Regions from separate parts of the Homo sapiens genome. Here region 1 is linked to region 2. A link is a loop called in an ENCODE intact Hi-C map of the cell type or tissue named here. Cell type or tissue: heart left ventricle. All regions are shown on one strand.

The links. Peaks named below come from ENCODE experiments on the same cell type or tissue, not always from the same donor. Only the 100,000 strongest peaks of a DNase experiment are listed, where the experiment ranks them.
Region 1: a loop joins it to region 2, with 3 times the contacts of the local background. A loop is called at or near these places in 10 of 110 quality-filtered maps.

What each region holds. Positions count from the first base shown.
Region 1 is chr13:44,306,874-44,314,873 of GRCh38, forward strand. LOC107984552 (a long non-coding RNA gene) reads left to right here and starts at 4,369. Exons shown (of 3, transcript XR_001749973.2): 1 at 4,369-5,218. RefSeq lists enhancers at 1-250, 1-449, 5,095-6,294. In heart left ventricle, no CTCF peak of the experiment used is centred here; a DNase peak (open chromatin) is centred at 3,698; H3K27ac peaks cover 1,859 bases.
Region 2 is chr13:44,046,599-44,054,598 of GRCh38, forward strand. No RefSeq gene overlaps it. Among named protein-coding and RNA genes, the nearest start is that of NRAD1, 28 kb to the left of the region's middle. In heart left ventricle, CTCF peaks have their summits at 1,912 and 4,051 (motif pointing right); no DNase peak of the experiment used is centred here.

The sequences.
Region 1 (8,000 bases), 260 kb after region 2:
TGGCACGCCTGTGTGGTGTGCCTTTTCCCTGCCACAGACTGAAGCCTCACTCAGATCTACAGCTTTTGACTCTTCCTGTCATAGGAGTCTAAGCCCTGCCTGCCGTAGGCAAGTCTGCCCTGAGAAGAGCAGCTTGCTGCCCTGGATTCCTTATAAAGGAGGAAGATCGCACACCTAACCTCAGAGGGGGTCCAATGAGTGGCCCCAGGGAAAGGAAGAAAGTCCTTAAAAGGAGGAAGAGACCTGCTAGCTTCAGCTGCACTCATACACACACAAAAAAAAAGAGAAAGAAAGGAAGAAAGGAAGAGAAAGAAAGAAAGAAAGGAAGAGAAAGAAAGACAGAAAGAAAGAAAGAAAGAAAGAAAGAAAGAAAGAAAGAAAGAAGGAAAGAAGGAAGGAAGGAAGGAAAAAAGAAAAGAGAAAAGAAAAAGAAAAGAGAAGAAAAGAAAAGAAAAAAAAGAGAAAAAGAGAAAAGAAAAGAAGTGAGGCAGCCTGGGATCCCTGACCCTCCCAGCTAAGAAAACAAACCGCCTTGTGGAAGGTGAAAGGGTCAGAGCAGAACAAACCAGAGAATTGTGAGAATCATTGTTTATGTCCGCATCAATAATACTGTCTCTTTGAGTCTCAGTTTCATTATCTTTACAATGAACGTAGCTTCTAGCTAAGATATCCTGGAATTCTTGAACAATCTTAACATTTAAATGGAATGAAATTGTCAGCAGGCTTTGTACAACACTCGTTGTATCTCCAGCAGTGAGTGCTAACCCCCTCTTACAGAGGAGAAAACTGAGGCCCCATGTCACATATCTGGTAGAGAGAAGAGCCCATAATGAACTAGTGGTTCCTGGCCCCGGTGATTCCGGGCCCAGTGCTCTAGGAGGGCAATGGTGGAACAATAGTATTGTTCCTAAACTGCATCAAAGGACATTTGCAAGAATAAGCTCAAAGTGTTGCTATTCCTGTTTTTTTTTTTTTTTAATTGGAAAGCAAGTGAAGGTCAGAAGGGAGCCATTTATTGTACCAGCCTTTTGGGAAATGAAACACTCAGATATATAAGCCCCATGGTGGCCTCATAAAGAGTGCAAAAATCTCTTCTCAAGTCTATAAAAGTGAAGTTAGTTCTATTAACTGGAAAGGAAATCTGTGAGAGAATGTGACTCATTTGTTCTCCACCCATAATACCTTCAAGAACCTGCCCTGTCCCTAATCTGAGTGGGGTGGCTCCCAGAGGCCACATGATGCCCCTCCAGGGCTGATGGGGCCACAGTCACCCGGCTGAGAGAAAATCAGAGTCACTCTTCCACAGGAATTCTACTGAGACTTAGAGAGTACAGCCAAGGAATCTGTGAGCCTGAATCCATGCAACGGCTGTATTAGTAAAAGCTCCTCCGAGGAACACAGTCAATAGGATGTAGTTCATTGTGTATATATATATATGATATAAATATGCATCATGTGTGTGTGGGAGGGGGAGAGAGAGAGAGAGAGAGAAATTTTTTATTAAGAATTGATTCACATGCTTATGGAGGTTGGCTACCAAGTCCCAAGATCTGCAGGTGGCAAGCTGGAGACCCAGGAGAGACCTACCCGAAATCCAAAGGCAGGAAAAAAGGCAATGGCTGACAGGCTAGGGGAAGTCTCTCTTCCTCAGGGGAGGGTCAGCCTGTTTGTTCTATGCAGAGCTTCAACTGATGGGATGAGGCCCACCCGCGTTAGGAAGGACCATCTTCTTCACCCAGCCTGCACATTCACATGTTCCTCTCTTCCAGAAACACCCTCACAGACACCTACAGAATAATGTTGACCAACTCTCTGGGTACCCCATGGCTCAGTCAAGTTGACACATAAAATTAACCATCATCATCACATAGACAGGGGCCAGGTCAGCACAGCCACAGCAGCAAGGCAGAAGGAGGCAAGACTGAGTGAGGAGGCTGCAGGGTTGCTGGGAAAGCTAGCTTCAAGAGAGGAACATGGGACATTCTCAGTGAGAAATGGAGATGAGAGACAGACAGGGGTACCAGAGACTGGGAGCCTTTCCAGTGCACAAGATTCCCCTTTATCCTTCCACTCCCCAGTTCTAAACTGAACTGCTTTGAGTGGGTTTCTCTTTTGGATAACTGAACAACCTCTGATTAGAACAAGAACATCGTGGATCTCCTTGAATTTTATTCTCTAACTTTAGCCCAATTCTCTAATTTTAGACCAGCCATTTATCAAGCAATAAACTATACTGCATGTCATGTACTGCCAGGTTAAATACCACATACTCTTCGTTCTTAGATCATTTACATTTATGGTTTTGACTTCTTGCAAGCAACCACGTGCTTAAAATATTTCCATGAGGGTTTGATAAAGTATTTTGATCTGTAAGGCTTAGGTTTAATGAGTGAGCTACTCAATTCCTGAGGGGTCCCATCCATCTGCCCAGCATCCACATCATCATGCCTTTTTTGTTTTCTACTCACTGTTCTTTCAGCATTTTCTGGGGGATGTCAAATGTTAAGAGGTTTTCCTTAATTTGAGAATGTGTGACGGCCCAGTCTGAATGCCTTGCAAAAAGCATAGGTCTACTATACAATGTTACTGACATAACTTTTAGAAATCTCTGTCTCTTCTCCTATGAGCTCTTTGAAGGACATGACCCATGCCTTACACAATTTTGTGGCCCTTATACCTTGAATACAGTACCTGGGACCTCATAGGCAAGCAATGCATTTTTTGGTTAATTCTCTCAAATAGTTCTCATAAAAAGCCCACCAAGTAGATCACATTATTCCCTGTTGCATTAATGTGTTTAAACTAAGCGATGCTACAACAATGTACAACCCCAAAAATCTAAGCATTTGCCTCAACAAAGGTTTGTTTCTCACTCATGTCACACATGTATGATGGGTCAGCTACAGCCCTTGTCCATGCCTTCTTTGCTCCAGGACTCAGTAACAGAGAGAAATGGAGATAGCAGAACCACAATGTCTCTTAAAGCATCTATACAATAGTGGCACAATTCCTCATACTCACTTTTGCCAGCCAAAGTAAATCTCACAGCCAAGCCTGACGTCAATAGGGCAGGGATATATAGTCCTTCGCCAGCAGGAGGGAGGGGTGCCAGAAATCACATGGCCACACCTAGTACAATGCGACAAGGATGCATAATCTTCCCCCAGAGACAGCAAAATGAGAGTGCTAGTACTACACAGCACACCGTCTCCTAAAGAAACTGAGGGGAAGCAATCCGCCTGATCAAGTAGCTCATTAGTGGCAGAATCAGCCTTTAAACATCGTCAGACTCCAGGTTTGAGGATTCCTTCCAGCACACCACAGCTGTTTCTAGGTCTCACTCTGGGACAGAGGCACCTGCCCTGATCCACGCTTTCTGCCACTCTCCAGGAATATTCACGTCAAGATGTCCCACTCAAACATTTGGCCCTTGAATGTTTTATTCATAAGGATCATATGTCCAAAGGAATCTAAGCAAGCCAAGTCAGACAAAATTAACAAGCGTAAATTAAGGAATGTAATAGAGCCAACATTGAAATTCTCAGTAGATGGAGTCATTTAAAACATTTTTTTAGTTTAACCAGACTGAAGATCAAAAGGGGGTTGGTGGCACCTGAGAAGAACAAGAAGCTGTCACCACCCCTTGCCCCGGGAGCAGAAGAGAGATGAATGACAGCGCTGTCTGCTTTCAGCACTTCAGCGTGGCGTCAGCTGTGTCTCTCTGGCCATTGGTCAATTGCATCCTGCAGTAGCTGGAGTGAGGGATCTGGGGAGGACAGGGACTAATGCCCAGGAAAAGCCTGGCACCAATCATTTCAAAAGGGTCTTAACCATGACCTGTTCAGCATTTCCAGAGTTAATTAGTCCCATCACGACGAACATCACCCAGTCCCAAATGGGCACCCTGGTTGCCTGTGGTAAGTGACTTATTTATTTGCCTCTCTCTGGCCAGCAAGTAGCTTTGTTCAAGAAAAAAAAAAAAAAAAAAAAAAAACCTGACCACATACAGATCCTCAATCTAGAAAAGAAATCAGAATTCACTGTTTTTTCTGAATCACTTAATTTCCCTTAAGTTGAATAGATGACATGTTTGGCCTTCAGACGGTGTGGATTATGAAAAGTCAAGCACTCTAACACTTGGCAGCAGAGGCTTCATGGAATACCTACTCCCCACCTCTGCCAATAACATTTTTAAGGAGATTCGGTTTGATTAAACTATACAAGGTAAATAATGAATCCAGCCTGCCCAGGATATATCAGGTTGCATAGTGTGATGAAACACATACCATCCTGAATGTTCTTCCAAAAGAACATGTACAGAAAATGCTGTCCTTCTGCCAGAATACAGGCTCCTTGCCAACCCCCACCACTCTCCACCTTGAGACCAAACACTCAGCAAGCTGAAGCTTGCAGGCCACGGTGACTGGCTCCATGCTGCCTTGGGAAGCCCTACATGACCTCTACATGGTCCTTCTTCAGTATGTGAAGTACAGAGGCAACACCAGGACATTTTGAAGGGCAAAAGAAGGTTCAATGGGGCAATTTCCAAGGCATCTTGCTCCACTGCTGGTAAGCAATTAGCAGGCTTTCTACAGGGACTTCTCAAAAGAGGATCCAGAAGGCAGGCTCAGCATTGCAGCCTGGCTGCAGGCCACAGTGTGGCAGACGCATGTATTCATGGGCATGTCAAATACATCACTTCAATACGAAATTCATAGGCCCAACATTCATCTGCGAGATTGAACACTGGGTAGCTCAAAAGCTAGTCTTCTGAAAGCATCCTACAAAACACCCGAAGTTGCCGTTCCAGAATTGCTATAATTTCACGACTGTGCAAGCTGTACTAGTAGTACACAGGCAAAGGGATAGAAAAAAGATTATATTAATGCTCAAGGGGGAAAAGCAAGATTATAAAGGACTTAGCAGAGCTATGTTCTGATAATAAACCAAGAGCATTTAGGACCCAACCTAGAAAAAAATGGATTTACAGCCGAAGTCTTTCCTGTTTGGGGCTACAGCATCATTCTGTCATTCTAACCACATTTATCCTGAACCTCCCCCCACCACCCGCTGCCCATGTGCTGGCCACCGTGCTGGGATCAACAAAACTGAATGAGACACAGGACCTGATACTGGGGAGCTGACCATCTAGCAGGTGACGTATGGATGGATGAAGCATCTTAGGACATCTAAAGAAAGAGATCACTCCTCCATACTGGTAAGTCCACAGACAGCTTTACGGAGACATTTGAGTAAAGTCCTAAAAAGGGGCAGGGATGCAGCCATGTGCAATGGGAAGAAAATAATTCATCAGCTGTGACCATGAATGTAGATAGAGATGTTTGGGCCTCATCCAGATCCCCTCTCTGCCCTGTGGGGCTCCCATCTCCTGGCTGCTGAGAATTTGGTTGTTCTCTACCCACAGCTGCTCCCCTTTTCTGGAGGTTTGCCCTTGGCTGACCAGAGCACCTCAGCGGGGAGGTTAACCGCACTCTGCCTCTGAGGATGGCCAACAGCCAGTGATGGCACAAAGGGCCAGCCCCCTGGCCTCAAGACAGGCACAATTCTGAAGTGGGCTCATGAAGAGACTACCCAATCCCCCCAGTGGACAGAGCTGAGGTTAATCTCCACCTGAGACCTGATCTTCGCTGAGTTCCTTCCCCTCTTCTATCTTGCTCCTCTCACTCCCTAGTCGATATTTCCTGAGAACACCTCTTCAGTAAAGCACACACATCCAAATCCTATCCAAGGCTTTGCTTCTAGGAGCCCATCCTAGAAGGCAGTAGGCCCCTGGCTTTCCCTCATTCAGCTGCACAGTTGCACTAACAAGGAATTCCTGAGGTGGCCTTCTAGCACCTCTGTAAGCCCCCTATCCTACTCCACCCTTACCCCTCTGCTTCACCCGAAACTGACCCCTCACTCTTTCCCCACCTCATGTCTTATTTTTGTTAGAAAAGCTTACTCCCCACTTACCCATTTCTTTCAAGATCTAACTCTAGTTTTGCTTATTCCAAGGTTTCCCATGCTAGACTCTACCCATGCCCCTTACGTGTGTATTTTTTAACCACTTAAGAGATGTGCCAAAGCATGTATCAATTTTTATTTTTCAGACAATTGAATCAGAACTTAGTCATCCAAATAGATGTTGCCACTTTGAAAATATTCATCTTGGGGGATTAATCACTTCCTTCAATGCAACCACTGCCCATCATAATTTAGGGATTCCTCTTTGTGGTTTGCCCTCAGTGTATGCATCACCCACTGTTGAACACGGTAGCCTACAGCAATGTCTCAGAGGTTTTAGAACATCATTCAGAACCATGACTGGTGATTGCAGGTTACTAAGAGCACATACATAGATATTTTGTAGTTCCACAATTTACACATCTCCAGCTGTCCCTTGTTGAGTGAAACCCTTTCTCTCATTATGCTGCTCTAAATCCAACCAATTCCAGTGATGGCAAATGGTTGCTCTGTGAAAGTGACTTTTCTTTCCTCTTTGAGACATTTGGATCCATGCCTGATGAGTAATGTAGGTACTGATTCATTCATTCAACAAATATTTATTGAACACTTTCCACATGGCAAGCCCTGTGCTACAAGTGAGGCTGTAAAATCAAATAAAACATGGTTTTTACTCACATGAGGTTTAGAGTCTATCTGAGGAAAATAACAAGTCAATTGACAATGTAGTATAGTTCAGTAAATGCTATAGAGAGATACACATGGGTCTACGGAAGAGAGAGGAGTAAAGGGAGGCTGGAGGAGCAGGGAAGCTTCTGGAGGCTATGTTTTAAAGGGTGATTCAGAGTTTTCTAGATAAAGAAGTTTGGTGGGGTCAATGAGTAGAGGGACTGCTGGTAGGAAGGCATAGATAGAATTCTGAAGCAGAGAAATATTTGAGACACTTCCCGTGAAGGGTGGATTTGGCAGAATGAGCATAGACAAGAGAGGTGGTCAGGCTACTGAGAGGCCAAGAAGGGTTTATCTCCAGAGGCACAGGAAAGCCACTGAGGGATCAGACTGGGGTAAAAACCAACCAACAAACCAAACCCATGTAGCGTGACTAACAACTAATGAGTCATTTTAATGTGTGTGCTCAGTACTTCTGCACATGTGCCATCCTGATGAATCCTTCAACAACTCTATGAGAGACACATGACTATCCTCACTTTCCAGAGGAGGAAACAGAGACTGGGAAAGTTTACTAACTTGCTTAAGATCACACAGGTAGTAAATAGCAGAGTTGGGATTCAAATCCTCGACTCCAAAGCTCAGGATGAGCCTCTAAAAGAAGTCCAGCAAAGGATACGAACAAATACGTCATGTTAAAGGAAAAACTTCAACCGCATTAAATTTAAAGGAGTTTAATTGAGCAATGAATGATTCATGAATCTGGTAGCCCCCAGAATCACAACCAATTCAGAGAGACTCCAGGGGTGCCTCGTAGTCAGAACACAAATTTATAGACCAAAAAAAGGGAAGTGACATACAGAAATCAAAGGTGACATACAGAAACAGTTGGATTGGTTACAACTCTGCATTTGCCTTACTTGAACACAGTTTGAACACTCAGCAGTGTATGAGTGGTTGAAGTATGGCTGCTAGGATTGGCCAAGACTCAGCTATTGTTACAGGTGCATACTCCTAAGTTAGGTTTTCAATCTTGTCTACCTATTAAATTGGTTGCAGTCTGTCCACAAGGACTCAAATATGGAATATATTCTCAGTCTATATTTAGTTTGCTTTAACAATCATTTAAAAGAGAACTTTAAATTCTACATAAATTTACAATGTTCAACTTAGGCACAAGTCAAAGCATTGGAAAGTAAAGCAATAATACTGAATCATTATATACCCATTTAACTAACAGAAAACCTTAGTCATTATGTGCAATGCTGTCTACTTTGCATCACTCGACTGGTATTAATATATTGATGGTCATATTGTAAATGGTCATACATCTTTTGGAAAACAATATAATAATATATACCAAAAGT
Region 2 (8,000 bases):
AGTGAGAGAGCGTGACTGTACAGAATAGCTATTGTTTTTTTGTCTAGCATCTGTTCCTTTGGAAGAGAGTCACCTGTCTCTCATTGCCTGGCCCACTCACACAAGGGTGGACAAATGACCCAAACTCAACCCATTACAGTACCCATCCCTGGTTCAGGTGGGCACATAATCCAAGCAGTATTCATCAAGCTTCTTTACTGAAAATTCACATACGCACGCCCAGACATAGAATTTCTTCTTCTTCTTCTTCCTCTTCTTCTTCTTCTTCCTCCTCTTCCTCTTCCTCCCCTTCCCCTTCCCTTTCCCCTTCCCCTTCTCCTTCCCCTTCCCCTTCCCCTTCTCCTTCTCCTTCTCCTTCTCCTTCTCCTTCTCCTTCTCCTTCTTCTTCTCCTTCTCCTCCTTCTCCTCCTTCTTCTTCTTCTTCATAAAAGGATGTAGCTTTGCGGCTTCCAGAGGCCATCTTTCCTGGTACATGGAGAACACCTGATCAATTAAGCCAATACTTACAGGAAAATGAACAAGAAGAAGGGGAAACAGAGCTGTATTAATATTGCTTGAGCCTCTAACAGTCTAGAGCCTACATCCCCCTGTGTCTGAAACCAGTTTACCGATGGACTTTAGAGTTATACATGCCAATAAGTTTATTTTTGCTTGAGCAAGCTTGAGTTAGTTTTTAGTCACTTGGGACTGAATGATTCCTGATTATGAAACCAGGTAAAAATGACGGCAACCTGAGCCAAGGTTGTAGGGGACGGAGAGGATGGTTTAGGCAAAGTTAAGGAAACCACCCAGGAATTGGAGAGAGAGAGGCTATGGAGTGGAAGGGGAAAAAAATCAACCAAAATGATGCCCAGATCCTTTGTTTCAGTGAATAACAATGCCACCTTATAAGATGTTGAATATAAGAAGAGAAACAATTATTTTGGGAAAGAGATACACGTTTTAATTTATTGGGTTTTATATATTTGAGGGATGTCCAGTTGAAATTTTCAAGTAAACAATTAAGATTTTCTATAACCCACTCCCTGAAATACGTGCAACTTATAAAACCACATGATGGTAAGCATCTTAAAAGTCTTCCCATCATATTACTCACTTGATACTTTAATTCCTTCTGTTGAACATTTATTAAGTGCCTGCTGGGATCATGTACAGCGCTAGGAGGAAAGTCACAATATGTTTTCACAGCTTGAGTTCTCCTGAGGTTCACAGTCTAGCTGGGGAGACAGACATGACACCTCCATAGGCTGAGTGAGAAGAGCTACTAGTGGCACCTACAAAGTACTGAAGACACACAGAGGTTGAACCTTCCAGCTGTGGGCCAACAACTCCTGATCAAAAAGGTTGTGCAGTTTCTGGTTTGGTAAGTAGATTGGACAATATATCTTCTTCTGGAGTAGCCTTGATTTCCTTTGGGATAACTAGATTTATAGGCAGTTTTATTGTATGTTGAGTCAATTCTGTCTCCCACTGGCTTCACATGACATGGTTTTTGGTGGTTTTTAAAGTAGGTTTTATCAGTATATAAAGTTATCTTATCAACTTTGTATTTGTCTTTTGTTTAGCCATTAAGTAGTCATCCTCATGTGAACAGGGACCTTGTCTGTTGTAGCCATCATTTATCCCCAGCACCAAAATTAGTGACTGAAACAAAGTAGGCACTCAATAAACATTTGCTGGTGAGTAGCTTCTAGTGTCTAGTCCATCATCATCTTAGTAGATCTTTTGGGAAGGCATTAGTTTGTCTGTGACCCGACTAATGTGCAGTGTCCACTGGAGAATACGACACTCTGAGATCACTAGAAACATCACAAAATATAAAGGAGTGGTTGCCAATTTGCTCTGGTTTCATATATCTATATTATGCAGTCCAAGATTGCACTGGTCTTTTGGGGAGCTATGTCACATTGTCACCCTCTATCGGTCATCTCAAACCATTAAGTTTTTTTTCATGAAACAGTTGCTAACACCATAGCTTCCTATTCTGGAAGAGGATTCTTCTTCTGTTGCTGGATTCTTACATTTTTTGATCTTGAATTTAGAATACCACATACATCTCTGAGAAATTTAGCCTAAAAAATGCCTGCCTGGCTTTTGCTTGTGATTCTGTTGTCCAATCTTTAGTTCTTCCTGCTTTCTAGCATTGGCATAATTAAAGAGCCTGTAGCCTCCCAAAGGTCAGGCTTTCTGCGTTGCCTGTGCTCCCAGCACATGGACTGTCATCAAGAGCATCCTCAGTTGAATGTTTATTGGGCAAATTTCTAAAGGCATGCCTTTTATATTTCTTTCAAGTTATTAATTAAAATGTGAAAAAAGAACAGAATGGTTTAGCTTTCTACTGGAAATGTCCCTCTTTTGGTATCTATCTATCTATCCCAAATCCAGCACATTTGGGTTCAGTTCATTTTTTTCTCCTTCATCTTTCAGGAAATTTTGCTATCATCTAGATACACTGCATTTATACTACAGTACCAATTTCAATGAAAGAAATGAGTTTAGACTGACATAACCTAATATTAAGAAACCCATACAGGCTCCAGGTGATCACCAGTTACTCTTCCATGGCCCCCAAACCCACCACTTACGGGCAGATGTTACATGATCTCCCTGGTGGACACTCTGGTAGGGAAAGAATTTGTAGGAATCAATTGTGAAATTGCATTGACCTTTCTTTCACATTGCCACAGCAGTCAAGGATGTGTGTGGGGAAGTTGAAATAAAGAAGCAGCTACAGAAAAAAAAAAGAAAGAAAACAAAAACCTTAGAGGATGTATTTTTAAAGGATGTAATTTATGTGTCTATTTTGGGGGTACATAAATTCTCATCTTGTTTAGAAAAGCATCACATATCCAGTGCATATCCAAAATATGCACATTGATTATTTATAATGGGCAATGTTCAAGATGGAGCCTTCCTCCCCTCTTTAAGCCAAAGGGTTATTTGGGCCAAGAGGGTGCTGAGTGGAGGAAGCAGGAAGTCAGGGTGGGAGTTCACTATGCTCCATAACCCCTTTGAGAGCCCCATCGAGTTAAGAAAGCATTGGTTACATCAGCACTGCTTTTTTCTCTATTTATGTCACGGGTAGTGATTCTGGAACACTGTGAAGGGCCTTCCTTAGATTTCAATGCCCTTTTAAAACCAAAGAGCAGGTGGCAATGGACCAAGCCAATAGCCACTTTCAATACAAAACAGCATGGTCCTTTGGTCTTGAGTGCCTTCAGCCAGAATCCATCAGCATAAAGAGCCACATTTCCATGAAATATACAGGATATTTAATAGCAATCAATGTATTTCCTACATGATTTATGGCTGCCCCTTTTCTATGGATTTTGGCAAGAAGATGGGAATTCAGATGTGGCTATGTATGGGGCAATTCAACAGGCTTGGAACATCATTTTGTTGAAGTTAATTTGAGGAGGCTGTCACTTGCCTCAAATCTGTGGCAGTTAGGATGTTTGTTATTACATCTCTTCTCTCCATACTCTGTAAACTATAATAAATTTGATTAAAGTGCAGATACCTCATGGAGATGTTATTTTTGCTCATAAAGAGTCTTTCTGACACTCTTAAATGGCCTTAAAAATGAACCTAAAATGTCATTTTGGGGATTTGTAAGGCATTAGAGAGTTGCATCCATCTCTTTCTCCTTCCCTTCTTTCTTTCTCTTTAGAAGTGCTTAGAAAAGCATAGCATCTTGGGGTCAGAATATCATTATAAAGCAAATTACTGCTAAAATGACCTAAATGCCAACCTCATAGTCTTAAGGAGTCCTTTCCTTACACTGTGTGTTGAACTGATTGCTTGAAAATAACTAAATCGTCCGGGAGCTTTCAATCATGTAATGCCTCATAGTTCTTCTGGGGACAGAGACTGAATGTGGCTACTTTGCAGAGCATGACGTTTAATGATGCCAAGTGTCTTGATGAGTACTGTTTGATGAATAATAATAATAAATAATAATAATACCCCACAAGCATTCGCTGACTGATGCATTTAAGGACTCTGAAGAAACTCCTGATGCATCAATTTCACTGCTTCTCTATTTCTCCACCAGATGGCAGAAGAAGGGCCAGGATATTGACCCTGAAATTTTTTTTGATTCTTAGATATTAAATATGAGATGGTATCAAAGGTTGGAAGTGAACATTTAAATATATTCCCATAAATTTATGTTTATTATAAAATCATAAAGCCATTTATGATTTATTATTTATTATTTCATTATAAAATATATTTCCTACAGAGAAATATCTTGAAATAAATAAAGGGTGTGGAAAACTTTGATACTGTGTCAAAGGTTAAAAGTTAAGCCAGGCATTTTAGACCAGGGGATGTATTAATACTTTCTCTGATATCCTTACGAAATGGGCAGTGGGACAGAGAACCACTTAGTGAAAGTTTTTTTACCCATCCTCCTTTTGCACCTGGAAATGTAAATAAGAAAGATGTATGGATATAAAAGATGGTGTTTTATCCAATGCTGCAATGGCTCTGGGCCTTATAAGAATTGCATTCCCTGCCAGACACAGTGGCTCACGCCTGTAATCCCAGCACTTTGGGAGGCCAAGGCAGGCGGATCACGAGGTCAGGAGTTCAAGACCAACTTGGCCAATGTGGTGAAACCTCATCTCCACTAAAAATACAAAAATTAGCTGGGCATGGTGGCCAGTGCCTGTAATCCTGGCTACCTGGGAGGCTGAGGCAGGAGAATCATTTGAACCTGGGAGGCAGAGGTTGCAGTGAGCTGAGATCGCGCCACTGCACACCAACCTAGGTGACAGGGTGAGCCTCTGTCTCAGAAAACAAACAAACAAAAAAAACAGAATTGCATTCTGTACTCCTATCCAGTGTTATTTTGAGGATAAACTCTTAAAATTTATCTCACAGGGTAAAGTGTGTAAGAAAATTAAAAGGGGTAGTCAGGGACCTGAGGGCCATCAGCCAACACAAAGAAGAGTCTGAATTCTTAGAGCTGGTGAATGTTTAACATCTTGGCATTGTTCAGGGTTGCCCAAGTTTATTTAGTAAGTTCTTAAATAAATGGAGAAGAATGTTTTATTACTCTCATATAAATGGATTTAAAAGAGAGATCTAAAAAAGACAGTTTGTTTCAGCCAGAAAACAACTTCATTCATATTCTCATTGGTATTTCTCTCATCCATATCTAAAAACCAAAGCACTTCTCATGGATTTACATAGTCTGTCTTTTGAGATAAATGGTCATTAGATGACAATTTAGAGAGAAAAGGAGTGAGGTGAAAGAGATTGTTTTGAGAGTATCCTTTTTAGGCAATAACATGCATACTAGGAATGAAAAATTAATTTTAAGACAGTGGTTTTAAGATTTCTTAATCCATATTTGAGTAGTATATTTTAGGAAGTATATACACACATATGATATTTTACTGCACAGCCTCTGGGTTTTCTGAGGCCCTGGCTTAACCCTTTTCTAGTTGCCATGGCTACGAGGACACAAATACAACATCCATACCATGAGCTGGATCTATGAGGAAGAATTTCCAACTGTATACATAGTATGTGTATTTGACCCAAGCTTTTCAGAAAGAATTTGACACAATTTTAAATGTAGTAAATTGTCTGTGTGAGTCATACAATGGAAATAGCGTATGCAGCTAGGAAAATGTAGTCTCATAAATGAACCAAGGGGAAAATAACATTGGAACCCCGTTCTCTCTAAAACCTCCATCTTGCCTTCCCTCATCTCTTCCTGATGTAAAGAATGTCATAGAAAACTTGAAGAAAATCATTCTAAGCTTTTATTTTTTTCTTTTTAAAGTTCAAGCCTAAAATAAATGATTATTTTCAAGCAAATCATAAATCTGTAATCTGAGATACTGGTCTTGCAAAAACACTTCAACGCTTCCAATTACTGGCTGTAAACTGCTTTTCTAAAAACCCTCTTAAATGTTCACTCTGCATTCTGAAAGAAGAACACAGACTGAAATTTCATCGCCATTTGCTCTGATTCCTAACTAAGGTGCTCCTCACACAGAATCTCCAGGAAGCAGAGATGGATGGGTAGATTTTACAATGGAGAGAGGACCGGTCCACTCTCAAAGTTCCATCCTGGACATTGAATAGCATCTTGGGAGGAACCAAAATGGGATCCCACTCTGGGTAAGACATGATAACACCAGCAGTGAGATTCCTGTGGATAGGGGAGTTTTCTTGGGCAGGGGTGAAGAGATACAGAAGAAAAGCAGGGAAGTGTGAATGCTAGGGATACAAAGAGAAGCCCCGGCAGGGAGCCTCACACAGATGCTTAATAAATGCTTTTTGATTTGACTGAATGATCAAAGTGTGGTGTTAGCGTCAAGCAGTCTTAGCACCATCGCATATAAATGCCTTTGGCAATCCACATGTCGGTTTATCTGGGGGCGGGGGTCAGGCTGTCGGAAGGGATGCTGTGCCCTTGCTTGATGTGAGTGGGCAGCCAGGGCCAGCCGTGGGAAGGGATTGAATCGTGGCGTCCTGTTCTTGCAACAGCCACATTCCTCATCGGAAGCTTGTACTGAGTGTTTGTCCTGCAAGCAGGAGCAGTCTGGGTGCATTTTTGAGATTCTGTGGGAGTTGCTGCAACTCAGACCCTCGGTTTTCTGATGTCCAAAAGAAGGGCGATAGTAAACAAGTAATAAGTAATAGTATTTGTTTATGTACATAACTTAACTCATAAAATCGTGCGATGATTTTAAAAAAAAGCTTTAAACAGCAGATATAAAAAGATAAGGTCCTTTTCATCAGAGGGTCCTGCTAGAATCTTTTCAGGAGGTAGGAGGCGGCATAGCTGAGTGGAAAGAATGTTGACCTGATGGGCCAGAGAAACAAATTCATTTCCCAGTTGAGCATAAACAGTTGTGAGACCTTGAGCCTCTCAGCCTTTCTGGGTTCCAACTTTCTCATCTGCAAATTTAAGGTGCTGGTCTAGAAGATCTTCCACTTCATGTTTTATTATCCTACAGAGAATTAAGAAAGGAATTGAGAGCCTAGTTTCCCTGGGGAGGTCAGTTTTACTTCTGAGGCCCTCAGATAGCCCTCTAGACGTCTGGCTAAAGGACAGAGGCATTTACATTCACATTTTCAGGTTGTATTTGGGAAATCGGACTAAGGAACAATACATTTCACATGCTCAGAAGCACAACCCCAGGTTAAGAAGGAGAGGAAGGCACTGCCTTACAGCAAACATCCACCTTATCTCGACCCCTAACCTCTCCTGGCCACATACCCCTGTCTAGATGAGCCACTCGGGATGGCCAGTGACCAAATAGCATGTGCAAAAGGAGTGGGGACTGGTGGGTAGTGGGGAGGAGAAAGAGAGAAAAGACTTTTCTGGACCCGTGGTAAATATGATTTCCTTGGTACTGAATGGAAAAGAATAAGCACTGCTTTTGATTACTCAAGTCCAACTTTCAAGAGTTTCAACAACTTCAGTGGGAAAAAGTATGCATATGTGTGTATGTATGTAATGTATGTATATATGTGTGTATATGCATATACATGCACAGACATATGTATACACAACACATAAATACATATGTGTGCAAAGCATATATATATACACATACACCTGTATGTTTATAAATTTATATTAAAAATCTTAGGAATGGCCTCATCTTCTCACCAGTGGTCTCTTCTCTCTGTTTCTACATCTTAGTCTCTCCCCATAAGACATATACCCAGTGAAATTCAGACTGAAATGTACAGAACTCTCTTCTAGATATTCTTCTTGGTGCAAACACTCCCTCGGTCCATATCCCTGTCCTTGTGCCCCCATCATCATAAAAAACAGGGACAGAATTTGAGAATTCTAACAGTTTGGGAAACTGTAAATGCCCACCCTTTTTGCATTTGCCACTGTTTCCATGACAAATTTTTTTCTCAGGAGAAAAGAACATTTCTAAAAGATCAAAATTAAATCACTTTGCAGACTCAAAAAAGGATGGTGGCTCTGGGGAAGTATTAACATGAAATAACACTATTTG